2 separate regions of the Homo sapiens genome follow, and region 1 is linked to region 2. Evidence: chromatin loops called from intact Hi-C (ENCODE). Cell type or tissue: K562. All regions are shown on one strand. Links, peaks and the distances in the headings refer to the core of each region. The heading gives the core; the rest is flanking DNA.

The links. Peaks named below come from ENCODE experiments on the same cell type or tissue, not always from the same donor. Only the 100,000 strongest peaks of a DNase experiment are listed, where the experiment ranks them.
Region 1: it touches region 2 in a loop (10-fold over the local background); 22 of 110 quality-filtered maps call a loop at or near these places.

The regions. Positions count from the first base shown.
Region 1 is chr5:140,570,085-140,579,587 of GRCh38, reverse strand. LOC112267855 reads left to right here. Exons shown (of 9, transcript XM_024446282.2): 9 at 4,012-4,843. The coding sequence ends at 4,186. Among named protein-coding and RNA genes, the nearest start is that of SLC35A4, 10 kb to the right of the region's middle. RefSeq lists enhancers at 8,853-9,352, 9,353-9,503. In K562, for the core only: a CTCF peak has its summit at 4,012 (motif pointing left); a DNase peak (open chromatin) is centred at 4,007.
Region 2 is chr5:140,707,554-140,717,056 of GRCh38, reverse strand. LOC105378198 (a long non-coding RNA gene) reads right to left here and starts at 5,781. Exons shown (of 4, transcript XR_001742904.2): 1 at 5,515-5,781. It also overlaps VTRNA1-1. RefSeq lists enhancers at 6,128-6,177, 5,319-6,518. In K562, for the core only: CTCF peaks have their summits at 4,354 (motif pointing right) and 6,308; DNase peaks (open chromatin) are centred at 4,328, 5,706, 5,906 and 6,294; H3K4me3 peaks cover 2,335 bases.

The DNA.
Region 1 (9,503 bases), core at 585-8,584, 140 kb after region 2:
AAGTGGGAGGATCACTGGAGTCTGGAAAGTTGAGGCTGCAGTGAGCCATGATCGTGCCACTGCACTCTAGCCTGGGTGACAGAGTGATACCCTGTCTAAAAAAGCAAGACAAAACAAAAAAACCCCACTTATTTTCCTTGTGGCCATCTTGGAGATTACAATTAATATCTTAAATGTATTTTAATTAATTAATTTATTTATTTATTTATTTATTTATTTTGAGACAGAGTTTCGCTCTATCTCCAGGCTGCAGCGCAGTGGTGTGATCTCAGCTCACTGCAACCTCCGCCTCCTGGGTTCAAGCTATTCTCCTGCCTCAGCCTCCAGAGTAGCTGGGACTACAAGCGCAGCTAATTTTTGTATTTTTTAGTAGAGATGGGGTTTCACCATGTTGGCCAGGATAGTCTTGATCTCTTGACCTCGTGATCTGCCTGCCTCAGCCTCCCAAAGTGCTGGGATTACAGTCGTGAGCCACCTCGCCCGGCTAATATCTTAAATTTAAAACAGTCTCACCAGGCACAAGGGTATGCACCTGTAATCCCAGCTAATCAGGAGGCTGAGGCAGAAGGATCTTTTGAACCCAGGAGTTTGAAACCAGCCTGGGCAACATAGTGAGACCTCATCTAAAAACAAACAAACAAACAAACAAACAAAAAAAGACAAAACAAAAACCACATAGCAATCCAGCTTGAATTAATTCCAATTTAGCTTCAATATCTATAAAGATTTTACCCCATACATCTGCATATTTTCCCATTATGTTGCTAATGTCACAAATTATATCTGTATATATTGTGTGCCCATTATCATAGGTTTACAATTATTGTTTTATGCATTTGTTTTTTAAATCATATAGGCAAAAAAGAGGAGTTACAAACCAAAAATGCAATATTATGGGCTTTTATATTTACACATGTAGGAACCTTATTATTGTTCCTTATTTCTTTATATGGCTTCAAGTTACTGTCTAGTGTCCTTTCATTTCAGGCTGATGGACTCCCTTTAGCATTTTTGGTAAGGCAAGTCTACTAACAATGAATTACTTCAGCTTTGATTGATCTGGGAGTGTCATAATTTTGCCTTCATTTTTGAAGGATAGTTTTGCCAGATATATAATTCTTGATTGGCAGGATTTTTTAAAGCACTTTAAATACCATTGTCTCTTTGTATCTTTTTGGGGATTGGTTCCAGGACCCCCCTGCAGATATCGACATTCACAGATATTCAAGTGTCTTATATAAAATGATGTGGGCCAGGCACAGTGGCTCATGCCTATAATTCCAGCCTTTGGGAGGCCAAAGCAGAAGGATTGCTTGAGCCCAGGAGTTTGAGACCAGGCTGGGCAACATAGTGAGATCTTATCACTACAAAAAAATAAAAATTAAAAAAGACTGCAAAAAATAATAATAATAGCTACTTGAGGGGCTGAAGCGATAGCTTCAGTCCAGGAGGTCAAGGCTTCAGTGAGCCATGATCACACCACTGCACTCCAGCCTGGGTAACAGAGCAAGACCTTGTCTAAAAAAAATACTAATACAAATAGCTGGGCGTGGTGGCTAACACCTGTAATCCCAGCACTTTGGGAGGCCAATGAGGGTGGATCACTTGGAGTCAGGAATTTGAGACCAGCCTGGCCAACATGGTGAAACCCCGTCTCTACTAAAAGTACGAAAATTAGCCTGGCACAGTGGCTCACGCCTGTAATCCCAGCACTTTGGGAGGCCAAAGCGGGTGGATCACCTGAGGTCAGGAGTTCGAGACCAGCTTGGCCAACATGGTGAAACCCCGTTATCTACTAAAAATATAAAAATAAGCTGGGTGTGGTGGCGGGCACCTGTAATCCCAGCTACTGGGGAGGCCAAGGCAGGAAAATTGCTTGAACCCTGGAGGTGGAGGTTGCAGTGAGCTGAGATCATGCCACTGCACTCCAGCCTGGGTGATGGAGCGAGACTCTATCTATAAAGGAAAACAACAACAACAACACACACACACAAAACTAATAAAAATAAAAAATAAAATGTTATAGTATTTGCACATATAACCTATGTACATCCTCCCACATACTTTAAATCATCTCTAGATTACTTATAATTCCTAATACAATGTAAATGTTATGTAAATTGTTATACTGTATTGTTTAGGGAATCATGACAATAAAAAGTCTGTACATGCTCAGTACAGACAAAACCATTTTTCTCCCAAATATTTCTGATTCATGCTTGCTTGAATCCACAGATGCAGAGCCTATGGATATAAAGGGCCAACTTTAAGTTATCCCATGGTTTCTGGGGATAAGTCTGTTTTTAGTCTTATTGAAGATCCATTGCACATAATAAGCTGCTTCTCTCTTGCTGTTTTCAAGATTCTCTCTTTATCTTTGTGGGTTTTTTTTTTTTTTGAAGACTGTATTCTTTGTATTCACTGAAGGCTTCATTTTGTTATTTTAGTAGTCAGCCAGTGACCTAACATAGAATTCCTTAAATGCCTGCGACTAAAAAAAAAGTTTTGTTTTGTTTTTTAAAAAGGAAGAAGAAAGAAACAAATAAAAAAAGAAACAAAAAGAATAAAGAAGAATACGAAAAAGAAAACAAAGGAAGGAAGGAAGGAAAAAAGAAAAAGAAAGAATTTTCTAGGTCTTTGCAGATTGGCTCTGTGTGGAGTCACTCCTAAGCTTAGCCAGGCAATTTACAGCTCTGTTTTAGCCTTCACTTCCTGCTTGTGCTGAGCCCAAAGACCAGACAGAGATGAAAGCTTATTGTCTTATTGGGCCTTTTCTGCACATGAGTCCTACCCTGGGTGTGCTTTCTGCTCTCTCTAGTACACATGGGAACTTTTTGAAGCCCTTATTCTCCCAAAAATATCACTTCCAAACTTTTCCCAGTCTTTCAGGGTATCAGTTGTTTGCCTCAACTGTTATTTTTGCTTCAGGCAGCAGTTCCTTGTTCTTTTGTTCTTTAGCAGTTTTCAGGGAACATCCTCTGTGTAGCTGCTCTGCCTTGAGAGAGTTCTGAGATTCGTGAAGCAAAGAGAATTCCCTTTCATCAGTTCTTCAAGGGAAATTCCAGACAGTCAAAAAAGATAAACACAATTCATTGGGATCAAGATCTTCTCTGCTCCCTCCCTAACCAGGAACCCCCACCAGAAATTTGGGCTGCTGTCTTCAAGATTAGCCCTGTGCTGGGGAGGGGTTGGAGCTAGGGTAAGTTAAAACACCACAGAGATCTCTTACCATATTTAAGTTGCCTTTCTCCTGGTTAAGCATTGGTTGCTGTAAACCTCTATCTTTCAGAGTTAAAATAAGGTTGTTTCTGGCTGTTTTTGCTAGGTGTTTCTGGGGATGAACGGACTCTTGGAGTTCCCTACTCTGCCATTTTCACTGATGTCATCTTCTTTTGCCCATTTTAAAATTGGGTTGTCTTTTTATTATTGAGTTGTAAGAGCTCTTTATATATTCTGGGTACAAGTCACTTGTCAGGTACACAATTTAAATTTTTTACCATGAGAATCTATTACTTCTTTTAAAAAAAAATTTTTTTTTTTTGAGACACACTCTCACTTTGTTGCCCAGGCTGGAAGGCAGTGGTGTGATCTTGGCTCACTGAAACCTCCACTCTCTGGGTTCAAGCAATTCTCCTGCCTCAGCCTCCCTAGTAGCTGGGATTACAGGCGTGTGCTACTACACCTGACTAATTTTTGTATTTTTAATAGAGATGGGGTTTCACCATATCAGCCAGGCTGGTCTCGAACTCCTGACCTCAAGTGATTCGCCAGCCTCGTCCTCCCAAAGTGCTGGGATTACAGGTGTGAGCCACCATGCCCATGGAGAATGTATTACTTTTGTAATTTAAAAAATAATAGTAATAAAATAAAGATCTGTACAATGTTTCAAATCTGTCTGGTGATACACAAAAGTTTCTGGAAATAGTTGCCCTTTCCATCAGAGTGTAACTCTGTCCAGTTTCTTTCCCCATCCACCAGTGGACGTCGCCTTTCTTCCTCTCCCTCTTGCAGAGACTGCCCCCTGCTGCGGGTGTTGGCTGGTGAAGTTGTTGGTGAGGAGGCGGAGGGCTCTTTGCCCTGGATTGTCTCATGGCTCTTGGAAGGAAACAACTACAGTGGCCTACTTCTTCGCCTGGACCCCCAAGGTGGCCAGGGGGAGAGTGTGGAGTTCTTTGGGAAGCTCTGAGATCTGTCCTTAGGCCTGCCTCACCCATCACGCAACCGGCCTCAGCCCCAACCTCAGCCCAGAGAGAGCGTCTGACCCTCCAAGAGGGCCCCAGAGTGCCTAGGCTGACAGAGACTGGAGAGGCAAAGTAAGGTCAATAGTGAAAGTAACCCCTCACCCTTCAGAGACCTTAAACCACTTACCAAGCATTTTTGCACAAATGCCTTTGATTCTTACCACAACCCCATGAGGCAGATATAATTTACAAATAAGGAAAGAGAGGCAGGCCTAATTTATAGATGAGAATAGAGAGGATAAGAGAAGAGAAGGGAGTCTCCTATTTTCATACACCCATTAAAAATCAAGCCTCAGCTGGGTGTGGTGGCTCATGCCTGCAATCCCAGCATTTTGGGAGGCTGAGGTGGGCAGATCACCTGAGGTCAGGAGTTCAGGACTAGCCTGGCCAACATGGTGAAACTCCATCTCTACTAAAAATACAAAAATTAGCTGGGCATGGTGGCAGGTGCCTGTAGTCCCAGCTACTTGGGAGGCTGAGGCATGAGAACTGCTTGAACCTGGGAGGCAGAGGTTGCAGTGAGCCAAGATCGTGCTACTGCCCTCTAGCCTGGGCGACAGAGTGAGACTCCATCTCAAAAAAATAAAAAATAAAAAAACAAAGCCTCTGTGTCCTTAATGTAGATGCTGGTGGAAAAAAAGAAAAAAAAATCAAGCCTCTGAAATGTTATGATGTCAGGGATTTGGGGGAGGTCGAGGTGGGGGTATTGATCAAACAGAAATGGCATGAGTTGATAACTGTCAAAGCTAGGTGACAGGTAGACAGGATTTCCTATACTTTGTATATGTTTGAAATTTTCCATAATAAAAGAGTAAAAAAATGTCTGGCCCTCATCTCCAAAATCAACAAACCCACATTCATTTGGCTAGCAAGTTCCCAGACCTCCGCTGTGGGAGGTCCCTTGGAATGAGGAAGATAGGTTACAGCAGTTCACACCCACAAGGATAAAGCAGTGAGGGCCAGACGTGTTTATCTTCAGGCCAGTTTGGTATCATGTTGAAGGGCATGGGCTTGAGTTTAGGCTCTGCCACTTGCCAAGAAGTTGCTTGACCTCTTTGAGCTTCTATTGCCTCATCTGGAAAATGTCGGGGGAGGCAGGATAGATTAGAGCTTCTGCCTGATTGGAGTGTTGTGTGGATAAAAAGAGGCAATCCATGAACAGCCTTAGTGAAGTGCCATCAAGCATATGTAAAAGTCTAGTGGGAGTTAGATATTTTTATGAATAGTACTACTAATAAAAAGTAAAAGTATCACAAGCAGCGTGCTTTGGAGTCCACAGGAAGGAGTAATTCACTTGGAGTGTCCCTTTACTAGGTAGCTCCCTCAGTTTGCTCCAGGCTGCTCTGTTGGGGGCCTCAGGAAGGAGGATGCAGGTGAAACAGGTGAGGCCCACCCTGTGGGATGCAGTAGAAGAGGCTCGGGCCCGCCGGGCTGGCCTGAGGCCCCTGCGTTTAGGCCTCCTTGAGGACACCCTGACGGACAGTGGGCTAAGCCAGCTGGGAAGGGCACTGCGGGAGCTAGAGGTGAGCAAGGTGAAGCCTGAGGGCACCTGGGCTAGCCATGGCCAGTACCCACCTTGAACCCTTTCTCCATAGGTGGTAAAAGCGTGGAGCCAGCACCCAAGAAGCCAGATGCTCCAAGGAGCAGTCTGCCTTCTTGTCCTCTTTCCAAAGCACTTTGAGGAAGACCTCCATTCATTCATTGACTTATTGATTCCCAAACACTTATTGACCACCCACTGTATGCTGGGCCCAGTGCCACATAGGCCCTGGGAATTCCCTGCCCTCATGGAGTTTATAATCTCCTGGGAGGAAACAATTGCACCACCATAATCGGTGCTCTGAAAGGCTTATAAACACAGAATTCTGTGGGGCATCTAAGTTAGCCTTGGCAAGAGAGGGATGGAAGACTTCATGGAGGAAGTGATTCCTGAAGGAGGTCAACAAAGATGAGTGAAGAACCTGAAGGCAGAGAGAATGACAGGCAAAGACTCAGAGGCAAGAAAGTGCTTGGTCCCCTTGAGGGAGTGCAAGTAGCTCAATTTATTGAAGAACAGAACTTGAGGAAGAGTCAGGAGAGAAGTATTGGAGAGGACAGCAGGGGCCAGGTCACACAGGGCTTTGCAAAACAGAGGTGTTTGGACTTTGTCTTAAAGGTCACAGGTGAGCCACAGAAGTATTTTAAGCAGGAAAGAGCACTGTGCCCTTTTCAGGTGAGCAAACTGAGGCTTAAAGAAAAGATGTGAGGCTGAGCGCGGTGGCTCATGCCTGTAATCCCAGCACTTTGGGAGGCCGAGGTGGGCGGATCACCTGAGGTCAGGAGTTTGAGACCAGCCTGGCCAACATGGAGAAACCCCATCTCTACTAAAAATACAAAAATTAGCCTGGTGTGGTGGCGCACGCTTGTAGTCCCAGCTACTCGGGTGGCTGAGGCAGAAGGATCACTTGAACCTGGGAGGCAGAGGTTGCAGTGAGCCGAGATCACGCCATTGGACTCCAGCCTGGGCAACAAGAGTGAAACTCCATCTCAAAAAAGAAAAGATGTGAGAGGGCTGGGCGCAGTGGCTCACGCCTGTAATCCCAACACTTGGGGAGGCTGAGATGGGCAGATCACCTGAGGCCAGGAGTTCGAGACCAGCCTGGCCAACATGGTGAAACCCCGTCCCTACTAAAAAATACAAAAATTAGCCAGGCATGGTGGCGCATGTCTGTAGTCCCAGCTACTCAGGAGGCTGAGGTGGGAGAGTCACTTGAACCCAGGAGGCGCAGGTTGAAGTGAGCTGAGATTGCACCACTGCACTCCAGCCTGGGTGACACAGCGAGACTCTGTCATAAAAAAGAAAAAGAAAAATAAAAGATGTGAGACCTGTGAGCCTGGGGTCACAGGCATAATCAGGAGCAGCAGAAGTATAATCACACTCAAGTCCTTAGACTCCTAATCTAGTGCTCTTTCATCTCCTTAGGCTGCATGGCCTTTCTGGTCTTCCATGATTTATCACAGGGTGGTTGAAACCCTGTCCCTGTCCAGCCTCTCCTGGCCTTTCTCTTCTTTTTTCATAGTTGCTTAGAACTTGTTTTTACAGCCTTGGGGCTTGGGAATCAGGCATGGTAGCTCCTATTTATTGAGCAAGTGCCTTACTGCCCAGTGCTTTCGGTGCAGTACTTCATTTCATTCTCTCCACAACTTTTATCAGCTCGATTTGATAGAGAAGCACATGGAGACTAGGCCAGTCACCTGCTCGAGGTCATTCAGCTAAGAAGAGGAGGGGCTGGGACCCTGATCTGTCTGATTTCCAAGCCCTGATCTTAACCTACACTGTACTGGGAGGAAAGGTGTGGAACGATCACTTCTAATATCTTCTCAGCAGGTGATAGAGTCACCAGTAAACCAGAGCCCATGCCTCGAGGGAGAGCCCCAAGGTGGGTCTGGGACTTGGGGATGAGCTGGGAGTGGGACGTCTTCCCTGCCTTTGGTGTGATTAATTACATTTTCCTCTAGTGGCAGGAAGAATGGCAACTCTAAGGCGTGGCTCCACCAAAAGAATCCTCTCAGGCACCCTAAGGAATAGGTAATACCTCATGTACCCCAGGAACGACTAGAAGCTGTAGGGGGAGTGAAGAGCTGCAGAGCCCAGCTAATGTGCCCCTGCTTACCCTGCCCCAATATCAGGGAGAAATATGAAGTTTTTGACAAATAAAGGACCTGAAGGTGACTAGACCCCTAAGGCAAGGCCATGGGGAGGGACTGTTTTCCTACTTATTGGATTAAGGGTATAGGATCCTTAGAGGCACTATGGCACCTCCTGGCAGAGCCACTACCTTCCTCTCCCCACCATGGCCTCCTGAGTCTCTGCCCAGGCTACAAGCTCTTCCAGGCTAGTTAGGTCCTGGATGTTGTTCTGGGAGCAGCCCTGGTGATGAGGTTCTATTGGAAAAGTTGGGCTCTGGTCCTAAATCCGTGCACACACATGAACTTCTGACCAAGCCCAGCAGATACCAGATGTGGCCCGGCCGCTCTTCTTGGCCCAGGCCCAGAGGCAGAGACTGAGGGAGCAGCACCAAATTTGGATTCGAGAGAAGCTGAAGCATTTGGAACAGAAGGAGGAGGTGGCAGATGACCAGGTCAAAGGCCTGGTGGCTGAAGAGGAGGTAAGGAGGGTCAAATAGGGGACTTGAGGCTCTAATTGGTCCAGGCACTGTGCTAGGGGCTAGGATCCATCATCAATCACAACCGACCAGTTCATACCCTCTCTCATGGCCCTCACAGCCTTGTCAGGGATAGATGAGGCAATTCTCAGTGCTAAGTGATGGGATGGGGGATCTAGGGTTGTGTGGGACCAAAAAGGCATATCTGACCCAGGCTGGAGTGGATCAGAGGAGATGGAATCTAAGTTGAGCCTCAAAGGACAGGCAGAGATCAGCCAGGGGAATTCACTGGACACTGAGCTTAACAAGGGCAGTTACTGCTCATCAGTAACTGATGGGGGGTGGGTGGAGTGGGGACATGTTCTTAGAGAAGACAAAACAGTATAAGCAAAAGTTCAGAGGGAAGCAATGGCAAAGTGGGTCTGGGAACTGCAAATTCTCCAGTCTGGCTGGAGCTGAACAGGTGCGTAGTCAGAAGCAAGGCTAAAGAGACAAGTGTGTGCCACAGCTCTGGCTTTGGACTTTACCCCAAGGAGAGCTGCAAACCATTGAAAGGCATGTGCCATGTCAGCTCTGACCTTTACTAGCCATGAGAATTTGGGCAAGTTAGGTCACTTCTTTGATCCACTGTTGCCAAATCTGTAAGATGGCAATGCCACATATGGTTGTTATTGGATAAAATAATACACCTGAAGTATTTAGCACAGAGCCTGGCACACAGGTGGCACTCCAAAGAGTATGTGTTATCACTGAAGGCCTGCGAGGAGAGGCAGAGATGGCAGCAGGAACAGATGGTGCTGAGATTCCAGCTGGAGGCCCTTCAGGAAGAGCGGAACACAGCAGAGCAGGACCTGGCAGCCCTCTATGACCTGCATGTGCAGGCCACCCGAGCTCAGACACACCATGTGCTGCCCATCAGTGGGGATGGAGGGTAGGCCTTGAGCTGGCTCCAAGGCTGGCTGAGTGACAGGCATCTCTGAATCTGGGCACAGGTATTCTGAGCCTGGCAGGGCCAGTGGGAGGAGGGGGCCATGACCACAGAGCATCATCACTGCAGCCTGCTGGCGGGCACCCTGGAAGAAACCATCAACCTGGCCACACAGAATCAGGAGCTCCA
Region 2 (9,503 bases), core at 894-8,893:
GCCAACTTGAGCACCTCCAAACACCCCATGACTTAGGTCCCTTTGAGACTCAAACCACTTACCAGTCCCAAGAGAGTTTAAAGATTCTGAAATTCAGAATTGCTTTTTTGAAGTGACCAGAGGTAAAATCCCACTGTACCAAAAAGGGAAAGACATCCTTTGAAGCTAAATTGAAGCTAAATTGAACTAGATGTTTTCCTGAAGAATGAGACTGGGCGCAGTGGCTCACACCTATAATCCCAGCACTTTGGGAGGCCAAGGTGGGCAGATGATTTGAGGTCAGGAGTTCAAGACCAGCCTGGCCAACATGGTGAAACCCCATCTGTACTAAAAATACAAAAAAAATTAGCCGGGCCTAGTGGCGGGCAACTGTAATCCCAGCTACTCAGGAGGCTGAGGCAGGAGAATCACCTGAACCCAGGAGGCGGAGGTTGCAGTGAGCTGAGATACCTCCACTGCACTCCTGCCTGGGTGAAAGAGCAAGACTCTGTCTCAAAAATAATACCAGTAATAATAATAAATCAATAAAAATCAGGTAAATGGAGTTGGGCAGAATGGTGCATGCCTAGAGTCCCAGCAACTTGAGAGTCTGAGGCAGAAGGATCACTTGAGCCCAGGAGTTCAAGGCTGTTGCCCGCTATGATTACACCTGTGAATGGCTACTGTACTGCAGCCTGGGCAACATAGCAAGACCCTCTTCTCTAAATAAAATAAAATAAATAAAATAAAAATCAGGTGAATGGTTAATTCCAAAAGTGAAGGGGTTGTGAAAATCAAAAGAGAGATACAGGGTTTCTGGAATGTTGGCAAAGTTTTTTTGTTTTGTTTTGTTTGTTTGTTTGTTTGTTTGTTTGTTTGTTTTTGAGACTGAATTTCTCTCTTGTTGCCCAGGCTGGAGTGCAATGGCGCGATCTCGGCTCACCGCAACCTCTGCCTCCCGGGTTCAAGCGATTCTCCTGCCTCAGCCTCCCAAGTGGGATTACTGGCATGCGCCACCACCACAGCTAATTTTGTATTTTTACTAGAGAGAGTGTTTTTCCATGTTGGTCAGGCTGGTCTTGAACTCCTGACCTCAGGTGATCCGCCCGCCTCAGCCTCCCAAAGTGCTTGGATTACAGGTGTGAGCCACCGCGCCCGGTTGGCAACGTTTTCTTATCCTTAGTGGTGATTATATGGATTATATAGTAGTGAATATATGGATTCATTTTATAAGTATTTATTTAAATCTACATATATATCTTATAAACTTTCTGCATGTATGTTATGCCTCACAGTTTTAAAATGTTTAATTAGTAAACAGTAGAAAATTGATATAATCATCATAAGCATACATGCATCCACAATACAATCTCCAACTATGTCAAATAAATAGGAAAAAACATATAAATCACCAATTGTAGTTGGAAATGTTTTAACATGCATCTCTAAGAACTGTAGATCACATAGACCTGAAAATAGTATGGATATGAATGAGCTAAAAAACAATTTTAAAAATATGTAGATCTAAAATAATCAGGCATTCTTTTTTAATATACATGTAACACAACAATAGACCATGCATTAGGCCATAAAGGAAGCATCAATAAATTCCAAATATCCAATCCCATTCAGACAATGTTCTCCTACTACAATGCATCCTGGAATTAACATTTGTAAAAATGATAGCTAAAATAAAATCCCACTTGTTTGGAAACTAAATCACATATTACTAGATCAGACTCTGCTTAAAAAATACTTAGAAGTGAATGAAACACTACATGACAGAATTTGTGTACTACAACTAAGCAGTACGTAAAGGCAAACTTGGAGTTTTAAATACACTAATGATTAAGAAAGATTAAAATCAAATAAGCTGCCACGGGAGATACAACCTCACACTCTTCAGGATAGCTACTATCAATGACACACACACACCCAGAGAAAGAGAGAGGCAGAATAAATGTTAGTAAAGATGTGGAGAAATTGAAGCCCTTCTGAACTATTGGTAGAAATGTAAAATGATATAGCTGCTATGGGAAACTGTATGGCAGTTACTTAAATAACTAAAAATAGAATTACCATATAGTCCAGCAATTCCATTTCTGGTATATATCCAAAAGAATTGAAAGCAGAAACTAGGCCGGGCACGATGGCTCATGCCTGTAATTCCAGCATTTTGGGAAGCTGAGGTGGGTGGATCATGAGGTCAGAAGTTCGAGACCAGCCTGGCCAACACGGTAAAACCCCGTCTCTACTAAAAATACAAAAATTAGCTGGGCTTGGTGTCACACGCCTGTAATCCCAGCTACTCAGGAGGCTGAGGCAGGAGAATCACTTGAACCTAGAAGGTGGAGGTTGCAGTGAGCCTAGATCACACCAATGTACTCCAGCCTGGGGGAGAGAGCAAGACTCCGTTTCAAAAAAAAAAAAAAAGAAAACAGAAACTAAAACAGATATTTGTACACTTATGTTCTTAGCAGCATTGTTCATAATAGCCAAAATGTCAAAACAACCCAAATGTCCATTGACGGACAATGGCTAAACAAAATATTCCATTTTCATAATATTCCACTGTAGTATTCACATACAATAGAATATTATTTATCCTTTCTAAAAAAGAACAAAATTGTGGTACATGATACAATATGGATGAACCTTAATAACATTGTGCTGGCCGGGCGTGATGGCTCACACCTGTAATCCCAACACTTTGGGAGGTCGAGGTGAGCAGATCACCTGAGGTCAGGAGTTCGAGACCAGCCTGGTCAGCATGGTGAAACCCCATCTCTACTAAAAATACAAAAATTAGCCAGGTGTGGTGGTGGGTGCCTGTAATCCCAGCTACTTGGGAGGCTGAGGCAGGAGAATCACTTGAACCTGGGAGGCGGAGGTTGCCGTGAGCCGAGATCATGCCACTGCACTCCAGCCTGGGTGACAGAATGAGACTCCCTCTAAAAAAAAAAAAAAAAAAAAGAACATTGTGCTAAGTGAAATAAATGAGTCACAAAAAGACAAATACTGTATGATTCCACTTCTATGAGATACCTAGAGTAGTCAAATTTATAGAGACTGAGGGCAGAATGGCAGTTGCCAGGGATTAGGGATGAAGGGAGATGGAGAGTTAGTGGGTATAGAGTTTCAGTTTTGAAAGATGAAGAGTTCTGGAGATGGATAGTGGTGACGATTGCATAATAGTGTGAATGTACCTACCACCACTGAACTGAACACTTCAAAATGGTTCATATGGGCTGGGGATGGTGGCTAACACCTGTAATCCCAGCTCTTAGGGAGGCAGAGGTGGGTGGATAGTTTGAGCCCAGGAGTTTGGGATCTGCCTGGGCAATATAGTGAGACCCCATTCTCCATAAAAAGGAAAAAAAAGACCAAAAAAAGGTGTAAAATGGTTCATATGCCAAATTTTATGTTCTGTGTATTTTACCACAATTAAAAATTTTTATGGAAAACAAAAACAAATGTTCTGGCTCCCAGATTCCTATAGAATAATGCCAGTTACCTAAATTTGAATCTCTTCACACATCCTATAAACAAAAAAAAACTAAGGAGAACAAATAAAACCATCTATGGCTACAACATAATTTACAGACAGAGAAAATTATAAACCCCATTTTATATAAAAGCAGATATATACATCCAAAACCAGCAGATCCAGTTACAGAGCCATGCTCTAGAAGAGATGCCAAGATGGCACAGAAAGGCTAAACCACCACCAGAAAAAGAGAGTCCCATCTTGAGTGGAGACATGCTGACAGTATGTCTGAGATCTGGTAGATGCAAGAACTGAGACGTATTTTAAAAGGGGGTGAAATTGTTTGAGACTGGTAATGGCAGTGTTGCAAAGGCAGGAGGAAAGAGGTGACTTGAAGGGGAGGTACCCCTTCAGGGCTTCACGGTGAAGAGAAAGGAAGCAAGCAGTGAATAACAGTACCAGTCTAGGTGCGGTGGCTTACTCCTCTAAACCCAACATTATGTGAGGCCGAGGTGGGCGGATCTTGATCTCAGGAATTTGAGACCAGCCTGGGCAACATGGCGAGACCCCCATCTCTACAAAAATAAAATAAAATAAAAATAAAATAAAATACAAAGCTGGGTGAGGTAGTGCACAGCTGTGGTCCCAGCTACTCTGGAGGAGGCTGAGGCAGGAGGATCGCTTGATCCCAGGAGGGAGAGGTTGCAAAGCTAAGATGGTGCCACTGCACCCCAGACTGGGAGACAGAGACAGACCCTGTCTCAAAAAGAAAAAGAAAATTAAGAGTCTCAGAGATATAAAAGAAAATCACAAAATCACAAGATATCAGCCTGTGCTCCACTCTCCAAAAAAGGGCTTCCTATTTGGGGGAAAAATGCATTTTGTTCTACCAACAAAAGAGGGCACTCCAGCCAGGCGCAGTGGCTCATGTCTGTAATCCCAGCACTTTGGGAGGCTGAGGTGGGTGGATCACCTGAGGTCAAGAGTTCGAAACCAGCCTGGCCAACATGGTGAAACCCCGCCTCTATTAAAAATACAGAATTAGCCGGGCATGGTGGCGCATGCCTGTAATCCCAGCTATTTGGGAAGCTGAGGCAGGAGAATCGCTTGAACCGGGGATGCGGAGGTTGCACTGAGCCGAGATCGCGCCATTGCACTCCAGCCTGGGCAACAAGAGAGAAACTCTGTCTCAAAAAAAAAAAAAAAAAAAAAAACGAAAACAAAAATAAGAGGGCACTCTTCAAGTAAGAAAGCTGGTAAGGCACCCAAACTACTGCCTCATTTGTAATTGCTGAAACTGGAAAATAAAATATTTCAAAATGCACAGAAAATTGCAGACATGGTATATAGAAAAAGGTTAAGTGAAAATCAATATTTTTTTGAAAACTAACCATGAAACCAGAAAACTGAAACACAGTACTTCAACCTAAATTAGATAACCTTAAGCAATCATTTGGTAACATGAAAAAAATGCCATGAATCAGAAAAATAACTCAGAACAGAAATGGACAAAGAACAAAATAAGCAGTTTGTAAAAAAGCAGGAGATATGGAAGAAAAAAAATCTCTGAAAAGAAAACTAAATCATAAGGAAAGCTTTTCCAAAGAGGAAAAACTTTTACTTAAAATATAATAACTGGTATTGAGGAAAGGCATTAAAACAGCCAATAAAATAAAAATAAAATCAAGAAAGCAATTCAAAGGATCAGAGAGAAAGTGGTATAGAGGCAAAGATCCAACATACATTGCAGTCCCTGAAGAAGAATAAAATAATGGAACCGATGTAATCTTCAAAACTATAATAAAAAAAAATTGGGTCTACATATCGAAAGGAAACCTAGGAAAACTTATATGGAATGATCAAGTCTAAGGTATATCTTAGAACATCCATTAGATTTGAAAGAAAAAAATCCTGTGGGCCTCAGTAAAAAAGGGCGAGAAGATACAAGTATACAGGCAACTGTTAGAACAAACACATGAACATACTAAACATTGAAAAAACTTTAAAAGTTGAGTTTGGTTGTTCTTGGTTTTTAAGCATTTCCTTACTTTCTAGCTCTATGAGATGCTCCACGTCCATTTCTATATTTCCTGCCCAGTACTAAAATCAGCCATTTCTCCGAGGAGCCCTGATTCCTTTTACCATGGAAAGGGAGCTGAACTTCAGCAGTGAAAAGGACTGGAGAGCTCCCGCGGGTCTCGAACCGCCCAGAGAGGTAAAAGGACTGGAGAGCGCCCGCGGGTCTCGAACAACCCAGACAGGTTGCTTGTTTCAATTAAAGAACTGTCGAAGTAACCGCTGAGCTAAAGCCAGCCCGGAGGTTGCTTTCGGATTATATTTTATTGACTGGTGAGAAAGACCTACGTCACAAAGAGTGAGTCAAAAAGAGAGTGCTTCAGCATGACTCAGCGACCAGGACTGTCCAACACGCCCCCGACCTCCAGACAATTGAGGAGTTGTCCATCTGGGGACACACAGCAGTGACAAGGACGTAGCCTTTCCTAATCCCTGAAGAGCTCTTCCGCAGGTGTGTCCCCGGTTTACTGTCTCCTTCTCAGCAGTCACCTGGTCCACAACTCTCGAAACGCCCCCACCTCCTTCGCTTCCAGACTCTGCGCTCCCAAAACAACCACACAGGGTCACTTCGTGATCAAATCGACTTTTACAACTAGTGCTTGGGCCAGGGGAGTGGAGTCTTTACAAGGTGTAAATTGTATTTCAGACCTTATCTTAGAACTTCGCTGCTAAACTAGATAAACATTCCAACCCCCGCCCAGTGAAACTTCCTGTTACTCTTTTTAATTTTTTTAGAAACAGAATCTCCCTCTGTCACCCAGGCCGCAGTGCACTGGCTCCATCTAGGCTCAACCAATACGCCCCTCTTAGCCTCGCGAGTAGCTAGGACTACAGGCACAGGCCACTATGCCCAACTAATTTTTTTTTTGAGACGGAGTCGCTCTGTTGCCCAGGCTGGAGTGCAGTGGCACGATCTCGGCTCACTGCAACCTCCGCTTCCCGGGTTCCAGCGATTTCTGGCTAATTTTTGTATTTTTAATAGAGACAGGGTTTCACCATGCTGGCCAGGCTGGTCTCAAACTCCTGACCTCAAGTGACGCGCCCGCCTCGGCCTCCCAAAGTGCTAGGATTACAGGCGTGAGCTTTTTTTTCTGGCTTTTTTTTTCTTTTCTTTCCTCTTTTTTTTTTTGAGACGGAGTCTTGCTCTGTCGCCAGGCTGGAGAGCAGCGGCAGGATCTCGGCTCACTGCAACCTCCGCCTCCCGGGTTCAAGCGATTTTCCTGCTTCAGCCTCCCGAGTAGCTGGTACTACAGGCGCACGCCACCACGCCCAGCTAATTTTTGTATGTTTAGTAGAGATGGGGTTTCACCATGTTGGCCAGGATACTCTCGGTCTCTTGACCTCATGACCCACCTGCCTCAGTCTCCCAAAGTATTGGGATTACAGGCGTGAGCCACCGCACCTGGCCAAATTTTTTTTCCTTTTTCTTTTTCTTTTTTGAGACGGAGTCTCCACTCTGTTGCCCAGGCTGGATTGCAGTGGCACTACCTCCGCTCACTGCAGCCTCCACCTCCCGGGTTCAGGCGATTCTCGTGTCTCAGCCTCCCAAGTAGCTGGGACTACAGGCATGCGCCACCACACCCAGCTACTTTTTATATTTTTTAGTAGAGAAGAGCTTTCACCAAGTTGGCCAGGCTGGTCGCGAACTCCTGACCTCAAGTGATCCGCTGCCCTCAGCCTCTCAAAGGGCGGGGATTACAGGTGTGAGCCACCGAGCCGGGCCTTTTTTATTTTTTATTTTCTGTAGACAGGATCTTGCTATGCTGCTCAGTTGACCTGTAACTGCCCTCAAGAGATCCTTCCGCCTTGGCCACCCAAAGTGCTAGGATTACCCGTGTGAGCCTCCATGCCTGGCCTAAAAATTATTTCCATTTTTAATACTGCAGGAACATCTATTCCTTTTATGTATACTGTAAACAGCTAACCTTTCTTCCCTAAATTCCTACTTTTCTCCAATTAACCACTGTTTATATTTCAATGTGTATCCTTCCAGTCCTTTTCCTCAATCTGTTTATTTAACTGTACACAAAACGTAATTTTTCTTGGCTTGCTGGGAATCCAGTTGTTGGATATTGTTTACCTAACAGCATGTCTTGGAGATCCTTCTGATCACTGCGTATAAATCTAATTCACTTGTATTGTAACAGCTGCATTATATTCAAGTATAAATGTACTAGTTTTAAGTTTCACTAAGATAAAGCTGCAGTAATACACATCTTGGTACATATATGTACACATACACAAGTATGTTGTTAGAATATATGCTGGATTAAAGAATCTGCACACATATTTGGAGAAAGTTATGGGGGAAATGCAAGAGGCCTTGAGGGTGCCTGAAGCCACAGGATCATCTTTAATAATAAGGATCATCTTTTGTTCCCCAGGTACTCTGAAGGGCAATTCCAGCAGAATGTACATTCCATGACATCTGGGACTTTGATGCGTTGCCCCAGAAGATAATACCAGTACCTACAGCATGTTCACCTAAGCACTGGTCAAGTGGATATTACTCAACCAGAATGCAAACATTTCTATTGGTTTTAGTAAGACCTGAAAGAGGCTGGGCGCGGTGGCTAACGCCTGTAATCCCAGCAGTTTGGGAGGCTGAGGCGGGCGGATCATGAGGTCAGATGATCAAGACCATCCTGGCTAACATGTGAAACCCCCTCTCTACTAAAAATACAATAAAAAAAAAAAATAGCCGGGCGTGGTGGCAGGCGCCTGTAATCCCAGCTACTCGGGAGGCTGAGGCAGCAGAATGGCATGAACCAGGAAGGTGGAGCTTGCAGTGAGCCGAGATAGCGCCACTGCACTTCAGCCTGGGCAACAGAGCGACTGTCTCAAAAAAGACCTGAAAGCAGCTTCTCTTTGAGATTTCTGAGTTATCTGGGATTGCTGTGGGCTCTTGAATTTCCATTCCATTTACTTTTCCAAGATGCCACCCTGAGCACCTCCAGACACTCCATGACTTAGGTCCCTTTGAGACTCAAACCACTTAACCAGTCCCAAGAGTTTAAAGATTCTTAAATTCAGAATTGCTTTTTAGATGCAACCAGAGGTAAGATCCCACTGTACCAAAAAGGGAAAGACATTCTTTGAAGCTAAATTGAACTAGATGGTTTCCTGAAGAATGAAGCCAGGGGTGGTGGCTCATGCCTGTAATCCTAGCACTTGGGGAGGCCGAGGAGGGCTATCACTTGAGGTCAGGAGTTCAAGACCAGCTGGCCAACACGGTGAAACGCCATCTCTTCTAAAAATACAAAAAAATTAGCTGGGGATAGTGGCGGCCACCTGTAATCCCAGCTATTCAGGACGCTGAGGCAGGAGAATCACTTGAACCTGGGAGGTGGAGGTTGCAGTGAGCTGAGATCGTGCCACCGTACTCTAACCTGAGTGACAGTGACACTCTCAAAAAAAAAAAAAAAAAAAAAAAAAAACTGAACCATGGAAGGAACTCACAAACCTCCAGCCTGCCTTGAAAGGGGTAACAAAATACCTAGTCAACAAGAAGACTGTCACCCAAGGGACCTGAAGTGCACATAATCCTGCCAAGGAAAGCACGCACCAATCTGCCCCCAGTTGCCCAGTACTTACTGTATCTAAAACTGAGCCAGGCCTTCAGCCCATAGGTGAAGATACATTCAGTGTTCCCAGTGGCAAGATTCAGCATCAGAAATTAGACAAAGGGCATGTCTTACAGTAAGGGAATTTTGTACAAAAGTCCAAAGGGAGGTGTATGGTGCTTTGTGGTTCAGATAATACAGAAAGTTGAGGAGCTTGATGGGGCAGAGAATGAAAACCAGCTATATGGTGGCAGCCTTGTTAACCCAAACAGATTCATTTACAGGTCCATTTTTTCAGGGTATAGAACCAGCAAGTTACAGGCTTCATCTGCTTGAAGTTAATGTGACTGTAGTTCTTCGTGTATGTATGGCTATTTTTTTCTTCTGCATCCCCTTGA